3 separate regions of the Homo sapiens genome follow, and all the other regions are linked to region 1. Evidence: chromatin contacts called from ENCODE Hi-C or POLR2A ChIA-PET data. All regions are on one chromosome and are shown on one strand. Each heading gives the region's core, a stretch centred on a gene start or an enhancer-like site at or near the end of the contact. The rest is flanking DNA. Distances are from core to core; before and after follow the strand shown. Region 1 overlaps DNAJC15 (DnaJ heat shock protein family (Hsp40) member C15). Region 2 overlaps FOXO1 (forkhead box O1). Region 3 holds the start of ELF1 (E74 like ETS transcription factor 1).

The links. A loop is a pair of places that touch in the nucleus more often than their neighbours do. ChIA-PET counts read pairs that join two places held with the same protein, here RNA polymerase II (POLR2A). Pooled maps may share reads with other maps.
Region 2: a map with no recorded cell type shows a loop between it and region 1 (6-fold over the local background). The contact joins two enhancer-like sites. A Hi-C loop is called at or near these places in 2 of 37 single-sample maps with no recorded cell type.
Region 3: a loop to region 1 is called in a map with no recorded cell type, with 7 times the contacts of the local background. The contact joins the promoter of ELF1 here to the enhancer-like site in region 1. A Hi-C loop is called at or near these places in 1 of 37 single-sample maps with no recorded cell type and 2 of 50 pooled maps. POLR2A ChIA-PET finds 5 or more read pairs at or near these places in 1 of 52 experiments (CD4-positive, alpha-beta T cell).

What each region holds. Positions count from the first base shown.
Region 1 is chr13:43,044,354-43,047,097 of GRCh38, forward strand. All of the region lies in intron 1 of DNAJC15 (DnaJ heat shock protein family (Hsp40) member C15), which reads left to right. Among named protein-coding and RNA genes, the nearest start is that of DNAJC15, 22 kb to the left of the region's middle. RefSeq lists enhancers at 1,245-1,294, 1,395-1,454, 1,796-2,471. Within about 2 kb of position 1,323, at least 16 of the 41 ENCODE cell types and tissues checked have a DNase peak (open chromatin) inside an H3K27ac peak, as active enhancers do.
Region 2 is chr13:40,637,930-40,640,673 of GRCh38, forward strand. The region is part of intron 1 of FOXO1 (forkhead box O1); the gene reads right to left. Among named protein-coding and RNA genes, the nearest start is that of FOXO1, 27 kb to the right of the region's middle. Within about 2 kb of position 1,392, at least 10 of the 41 ENCODE cell types and tissues checked have a DNase peak (open chromatin) inside an H3K27ac peak, as active enhancers do.
Region 3 is chr13:41,017,922-41,020,665 of GRCh38, forward strand. ELF1 (E74 like ETS transcription factor 1) reads right to left here and starts at 1,395. Exons shown (of 9, transcript NM_172373.4): 1 at 1,307-1,395. RefSeq lists an enhancer at 1,280-1,389.

The DNA of each region.
Region 1 (2,744 bases), core at 73-2,572:
CCTCTAGGTGTTAGGAATTCTCATACTGTTTCACTTAGGCTTTATCATACTCGTCACGGCATATTGTTAGAAAGTAAGTCCAAAAGAGAGTTCATGACATACCCTTTCTCTGCCACAGACCTCTCACAGTCCTTGCAGCAAAAGGCAGTTAGTGTCATTCTTTTAGTTGTTCAAGACAATAACCTTGACTCTTCTCTTTTCCTTTTAGTTGCTCAAGACAACTAAAAGGTCCTTTTAGTTCCTTTTGGTTGCAAAGACTTTATTTTCTTTGTCTTCCGAGAGACTTTTGGATATATTTACCTGGTCCAGGGTATTTTGAAGCATGACCATATGTTAGATTCTTAATTACGTTTAACTAGCATTGTCCATTATATTTTCTCATTTCAAAACCTTGACTCCATATCCAGTGTCTCAGCAAATCCTATTGGCCTTACCTCCGAACTCTATCTAGTATCTCACCACTTTCCTCATTTCCATCATTAATCGCTGTAGCCCAAGTGACCATTATCTCTTTCATGGATTATTTTAATAGACTTACAACTCATCCCCATGCCTCTGCTTTTCATCCTCTACAATCTATTCTCAACATGACAAGTAGAATGATCCTTAGAATTTTAATTGAAATAATCTTAGGCCTCTGCTCAAAACAATGATGTACTGTATCACTCGGAGAAAAGCTAGTCTTTATGTTGACCATATAAGGCCCAGCATGATCTGCTCCCCTTGTGACCTGTTCGACCTTGTTGCCTATTTTTTTCTCTTTCTCTTCCTGCTGTATGCACACTGGCCTTCTGGCTATTCGTTAGGCACACTGGGCACACCTGTGCTTTAGGGACTTTACACTTGTTCCCATTGCTAGTCCAAAATCTAAGGAATCCTTTTTCTTGCTTTAATTTTTTTCCAAAAGTCATTTTTTTCAGTGAAGCTTGCCCTACTCACTTTAAATTTGTTGCTCTTGTAGCAGGACAAGCCGCAGGCAAAACCTCTCAGACATCGAGTTGTAGAAGGAAGGGCTTTATTCAGCTGGGAGCATCGGCAAGCTACTGTCTTAAAATCCAAGCTCCCCGAGTGCACAATTTCCGTCCCTTTTACGGGCACACAACACTAAAGATTTTATATGAAAGGGTTGTGATTGATTGAGCAATCTAGGGGATATGTGACGGGGTTTCATGCACTGGTAGTCAGAGTGAAACAGAACAGAGCAGGGAGTTTCACAATGTTCTTCCATACAATGCCTGAAATCTATGGGTAACATCGGGTTCTAAGTCATGAGTTGATTTTTAACTACTAGGTTTAGGCCATGCAGGCTCGGGCGTGGTTTTGGGCCTGGGGCCAGGCTGCCTGTCTTTGATTTCACTTCCTTGTTTTTTTCTTAAAACAGGTACTGAGTATAAAATATAAAACAATGTGAGAGGGTCTCTCTCTTCCCTCACTCTCACCATACAAACACATACCTACTTCTTTATCTGCTTAATTTTTTTCCATAGCACAAATCACTGCGTAAAATAATTATATATTTTTCCTGTTAAAATTGTTTGTTGTCTGTCTCTCTTGCTAAAATGTACCTTCATGAGGATAGGGATTTTGTCTGATATATCCCTAGGGCTTAAAATCATGACTGGCACATAGTAAATACTGAGTATTTATTGAATTAATTAATGAACCAGTCAGAGATGGGAAATAGCCTTCAAGTGCCTGTTTGCTAAATTACCTAACCTTTTTATTGGGAGTTTATTTTCCTTAATGTTTGTTTAACAAATTAGTTATTCTTTCATGTTTTCCACATAACCTGTGGATTATCTTCATTTTTTTTTTTTTGTAAGGAAATTTACCAGACATAAGGTCCTAACTTTATTTTCTTTGTCTTCCGTGAGACTTTTGAATATATTTACCTGGTCCAGGATATTTTGAAGCATGACCATATGTTAGATTTTTAATTAAGTTTAACTAGCATTGTCCATTATATTTTCCCATTTCAAAACATAATTTCGGTCACCAGTATGGTACACATAAAATATGAGCTACAAGAGACATCTCGGTGGTGGTGAGAGACAGGACTAGTTGGACTTCCTAGGCCGACTAAGAATTCCTAAGCCTAACTGGGGAAGGTGACCGCACCTACCTTTAAACACAGGGCTTGTAACTCAGCTCACGCCCAACCAATCAGGTAGTAAAGAGGGCTCACTAAAATACAAATTAAGCTAAAAGCAGGAGGTAAAGAAATAGTCAAATCATATATCGCCTGAGAGCACAGGGGGAGGGGCAGTGATTGGGATATAAACCCAGGCATTGGAGCAGAGAGTGGGCAACCCCCTTTGGGTCCTCTCACATTGTACGGGAGCTCTGTTTTCATTCTATTAAATCTTGCAACTGCACACTCTTCTGGTCCGTGTTTGTTACGGTTCGAGCTGAGCTTTTGCTCGCTGTCCACCGCTGCTGTTTGCTGCCGTCGCAGACCTGCCGCTGACTTACACCCCTCTGGATCCAGCAGGGTGTCCACTGCGTTTCTGATCCAGTGAGGTGCACATTGCCGCACCTGATCAGGCTAAAGGCTCGCCTTTGTTACTGCACGGCTAAGTGCCCTAATCGAGCTGAACACTGGTTGCTGGGTTCCACCGTTCTCTTCCATGACCCACAGCTTCTAATAGCTATAATACTCACCACATGGCCCAAGGTTCAATTTCTTGGAATCTGTGAGGCCAAGAACCCCAGGTCAGAGAACAAAAGGCTTGCCGTCATTTTGG
Region 2 (2,744 bases), core at 142-2,641, 2.4 Mb before region 1:
TTATCTGTATTACAGATGAGACTAAGATACTGGAGGCACCACACTTAGGGTCATTTGCAAGCTGTAGTACACATTTTACTGCCAACAGTCCACTACTGAGTTAACAGTGATATGTCTACCCACTTAAAAGTTTTTGTATTTTAAAAAATTCTTGAAATTTGGTTTTTCTGTCAGTAGACTTCAGTGGCAGAAAGGCTGGAATGCTGTGAAGGTTCTTTCTGTTTCTAAATTTAGGAACAGCAAGGATTGGTTTAGGGTCAGTTTAGTACAATGACAGCAGTGAACCAGATCATTTAATTTAAGGACCTAGTAATTTAAAAGGATGCACTAGAAAAACATGTCAAGCCAGATGAGAACCTCTGGCATCACCATCATCACCATAAGGAGATAACTTATAGAGGAACGTTGAAGTGATGTAAGGAAGACATTATATGAAAGAATACATTTTTGCTTCTCCAACAAAAAAAAAAGCTAAAATTTGTCATTTTTAAATGTCTGTTTCATTCCCATTGTGTGTGAGAAACTAAATATTAAGATGTTTCCTGGGACCAGAAAGGAAAAGTAAATAGAATTCTGCCCTTAAAAGCTTACAGTCCAATGAGATTTGGGGGCGAGAGACTAACTCACAAAAAGTTCCAAGAGAGAGCACACCTGTTAAGGGGGGAATCAAAGGAAACAGAGAAATCCCATTCAATTGGGGAGGAAATCAAGACAACAAGCTTCACAAAAAAGGCAGCAAAATAGGCAGTCTGGGAGGAGGAGGAGGGGGCCTAAGGTTTCAGAAGGTGGCAATGGTCCTAGGAAAATACATGCCCACTCACGACAGTGGTGAGAAGTGGTCATCAGAAGGATGGGCACTGTATTCATACTGTGATGAGGCACTGAAGGCAGTAGAAACTTCAGACCATCACTGGAAGTTCTGAAATGGAAGGAAGGGGGGCAGGGCAGCGCACCACCTCTGTAACTCCAGAACAGTCACTAAGGCCAGGCACGGTGGCTCACGCCTATAATCCAAGCACTTTGGGAGGCCAATGCGGGTGGATCACCTGACGTCAGGAGTTCGAGACCAGCCTGACCAACATGGTAAAACCCCGTCTCTACTAAAAATACAAAAATTAGCCAGGTGTGGTGGTGCGTGCCTGTAATCCCAGCTACTTGGGAGGCTGAGGCAGGAGAATCGCTTGAACCCGGGAGCAGGGGGTTGCAGTGAGCTGAGATCAGATAGTGCCACTGCACTCCAGCCTGGGCAACAAGAGGGAAACTCTGTCTTTAAAAAAAAAAACAACAACAGTTACTAAGACAATGAAAAGGGAAGCAGGGATATGGAGAAGGTTCAAGAGCCAGCAGAGTGACTCATCTCTTCAGAGGTCACAAGCCTCAGGGCTGATGGAATAGGAGGTCAGACCCTCTGACAGTCTAACCCTGCTTGGCCCTACCACAGGGTCGCCTGTCAGTAGTCCAGAGCCCTACACGTCATTCTTCTAGTTTTAGGTGCAGTAAATAAAAACACTAGTAACTAAGTTAGGAATTCTCTCAGTTTTTTATTCCAATAGTTCAAAATCACTCACTAAGCAACAAAGGCATTTTCATGCAGGAAAAAAATAAACTAATTTTGTCTAGAGCAGGGAGGGTTTCACAACTTCAGCACTACTGACACACATAGTGGCCAGCACTACTGGTCAGATAATTCTCTGTTATGGGAGGTCGGTCCTGTGCTTTGCACGGTGTTTAGCAGCACCCCTGATCTCTAATCACTAGATGCCAGTAGCAACACATCCCCACCCAAGCTGTGACAACAAAAGATGTTTCTTGAATTGCCAAATGTCAGAGGGACCAGCTGAGAACCACTAGCCCAGTCTTTAGCAGAGGAAGAATTTAGACCTAATTAGAAGTTTTTTCCTTTCTCCCTTCTATCTGAAAAATCTTCGAAAATAAAACGACTGAGAACGGGAGAGAGCAACCTTTGCCTTATGTGGCAAACCCAATCCCTCAATCCTCACGACAATCTTAGCAAGTGCTATCCTCATTATACATGTGAGAAAACCTATCCTTAAATGTTAATTTGTCCAAGGTTAAGTTAAACAAGCTTGAACGGATTTGTGACAATACTCAAGGTTCTAAACACTACAGAACCTCTGCCCCCACAGGGCCATAGATTCCACTCCTTGAATAAAACAAACATTAAAAACTCTAGATAATCCTACACTAAAATAGCACAAATCCTGTCCATCTATTAGGAACCAATTACTCAAGAAAAAGCTAAAGGGCCACACACTTCATGCAAGCATCATATGTAAAGGGAATTAAAAGAATTGCTTTAGGTCACTGTGATTTCTTTTAAAGGATAAGGAAAGGGAAAGGGAGGGACGATGAACATTATTTGGAAGCAGAGTCCTAAGCCAAGCAATGTCTGGCTCTGAAGGTAGCCCTGGTTACCACTGCCTCTGAACTACACTACACTCTCTCTCTCTAAGTATCGTCCAAAGCAAAACCAAAAGACTTTCTCAATGAGGGCGCTCCTGGGCGCTATTCTGCTCATCTGATGATCCAGTTAGAAGGGCGGCTTTAGCATCCCCCAAGCCCTGAGTCTCAGGACCTCAGTCTGGAGCAGGTCACTTCGCTTCTCTTCACCTCAGTTTCCTGTGCATGCAATAGAGACAGTACCTAATGGGAAGGACTGACCTGTTCTTAGTAAAATGTGGATGAAAGCTTAAGGATTTCTTTTTGTCCTCGTCCCTTAACTA
Region 3 (2,744 bases), core at 145-2,644, 2.0 Mb before region 1:
TCAGCTGAATTGGTAAAATGTCCGCTGTGTCTTTCTTGTAAGACCGCAAAATTGAGATCTGTTAATATCAACAATCCTTACAAAAGAGTAAGAAATAATAACTGATTGCCTTTGTCTCTTCCCTTTAATCTGACAGGCCTTCAAGCACTTAGTAAGTGCATAGCAAATTCTCAAAGAACTAGCTAAATATCATTTTGGTCAACAAGAAATGATTTGGCAAGTTTTATATCCAAAAACTTTATTTTTTGGAATCACTGCATATTCCAATTTTATCTTCATAAATATGTTTCAGAAATAAAATACTACTGCACTCATCTTTACAGAGCACCTAGAACTTTAAGGCACAGTAGGATGTATACTTGCCAGCCAAAATCTCATAACTACAATGACAAGTACTTCAGGAAAAGACTGAGCAATCTTTTCATTTACAGAAGGTTTTTAATTCAAGGCAGGCAAATTTTAAGAACAGTAATACAAAAGGAAGGCCAATACTCATCACTTTTTCTTTTTACACAAAATTGAAATAACTACGTTTCCTTAGAAGACAGCTTTACTTCTAAGGTTGTTACTCAGAACAAGTTTTCAGTGTGAATTATAAAACTTCATTTTTTTCTAATAGTAAATGAATCATTCTAGTCTTTCTTCCTCTATTTAATATTCACTTTTACTTGTTATCTAAATAATCTAATATTCATTTTTACTTATTATCTAAATAACAATTCATTTAAATTTCCATTGGGTTTCCAAAATGAAACATTTAATATAATTTCATTAACTTTAAAAAACAGAGAGGGAGAAAAAAATAAATAAATAACAGTCAATGAGCAACACCTATGGCTGAGTTGTCCCAAAACTTCACCCTTAGCTAAAATGCCAAAACAAAGCCACTGCCCCTGGATATTTAACATCTATATCACACAGGAATAATACGGTTTACTTAACTGTAACTTCAACTACCCCAAAAAATACAATTAGGTTTTTTAAATTAAAATTTGACCTTAGTTTGCTTTGTGGTACTTAAAAACAAATAAACAAACAAAAAACCTCTTTTATTCTTAAATTACATAGAAAAAAAATCACAAAGACATACAAAATGCTTTAGCAAGAAGATCTAAAACTTTCCAGAATTTCAGTGCTTTGTTTCCCCCTAGCAATTAAGTTCAATCAGGCATGTGACTGACCACACACATTTTATCAGAGGGTTAAAGAACACATTCAGCCATGTTCTTCAACAGGTAAGAACCACCCTCTGTTTATCAGCTCAAGAAAAAGCCAGAAGCAAACATACAAAATTGTAACAAGTTACCTTCAAGTATTCTTTCTCTATCGTCTTTTGAGCTTGAAAATAAAAAGCAATCCGACAAGTTTTAGCTGTTAAAATGGCTCCTGTAGATTGGGGAAGTGGTGTCTGTGCTTCAGCTTATGAGTCATACATGAAACCAAGTGTTTCTAAGGGAGGCACGCCCATGTTGCTGTGGACCCAATTATTCTGCTAGGTCAAACATGCAAATCTGCAGGTAAAAACGGTATAGGAAAGTGGGGATGAAGAGGCAAGGAGCAAGATCTACCTTGATTAGACCATTACTAAGCTCATATTAATTGCCATAATTTAAAACTAACAATAAAATAGAGTAAGAACCTACAAGGGAGCAAAATTAAAAACTATATATTGTTTTAAAATATAAAAATCTCAATTTTTAAAAGTTGCTTTACTATATCAAATAAAACTGTGAAAGGAAAAAAGTATGAAAGGGGATGGAAGGGAGATAGCAAACTCTGTGGCTCTTAATGTAACAATGGACTGGTGAGTGTAATCTGGCTACTCATTAACCCTCATATGAAAGAGATATATTGCTATGTAGTCTGGAAAGGCTAGCAAACTACAAAGCCAGATGCAGATCTGTAAGTTCACTAAACAGATAAAATCCACTAGAAAATTCAAAGTTCAGTGGAAAAATAAGTGTGAATTAAACTGGTTTACAGAATTTTTAAAAACCCACACTCCAATGTTAGGAATTTAAAGTCCAACAAAGCAAAATGATTTTAAATAAACTGCAAGCTTGATAAAACCCTTTTAAAAAAGTATTGGTACGATCATAGTTCATAACTCTACTACTTCCAAATGATAGCTACAGTTTGACTTACCTTTCAAGCAAAATTTTCTACATGTATTTCAAGCCTCTTGTGCCAGGCACCCTGCTACAGCTCCACTGCAATTGTGGCAAGGCCAACCTAAGGGGACAACTGTGGCCAGTGAAGCTCTGCCTTCCAAGTCAGAATACATCTGACAAAGTGCCCAAGCCACTGAAATATTACTACACCTACTTATTCTGGCCTCTGGGTGAATACTTATTAATTTATTCTAAGAGCTTAAATTAATCAAAATGGCTTGAAAGCACTAAGTACTTCCAAAGCGCTTGAAATGATAAATGCAACTCAATAGATAGCCTTCGTCCTGGTATCTTACAAAAAGTAAATAGGATTTAGCAAGGTTTTCTCCCTTTAGTTAATTAGTTGGGAGTTTATTCTGGCTTACCAGAGGCATAGTTGAGAGCACAAGCTGTCACTGACTTAGGAACTTTACAAAATGCTGCAAAACAGCAATGATTGTGAACCAACTTTCTGCCTGCTGTCTATTTATTCCTTACACTGAAGATTGCTTGGTTTATCCTTTTACTGAAAAATAATCTCCATGGTTTTACAAACTGTTAATTAAAAATTTATTAAAAAGAAATATAGACCAT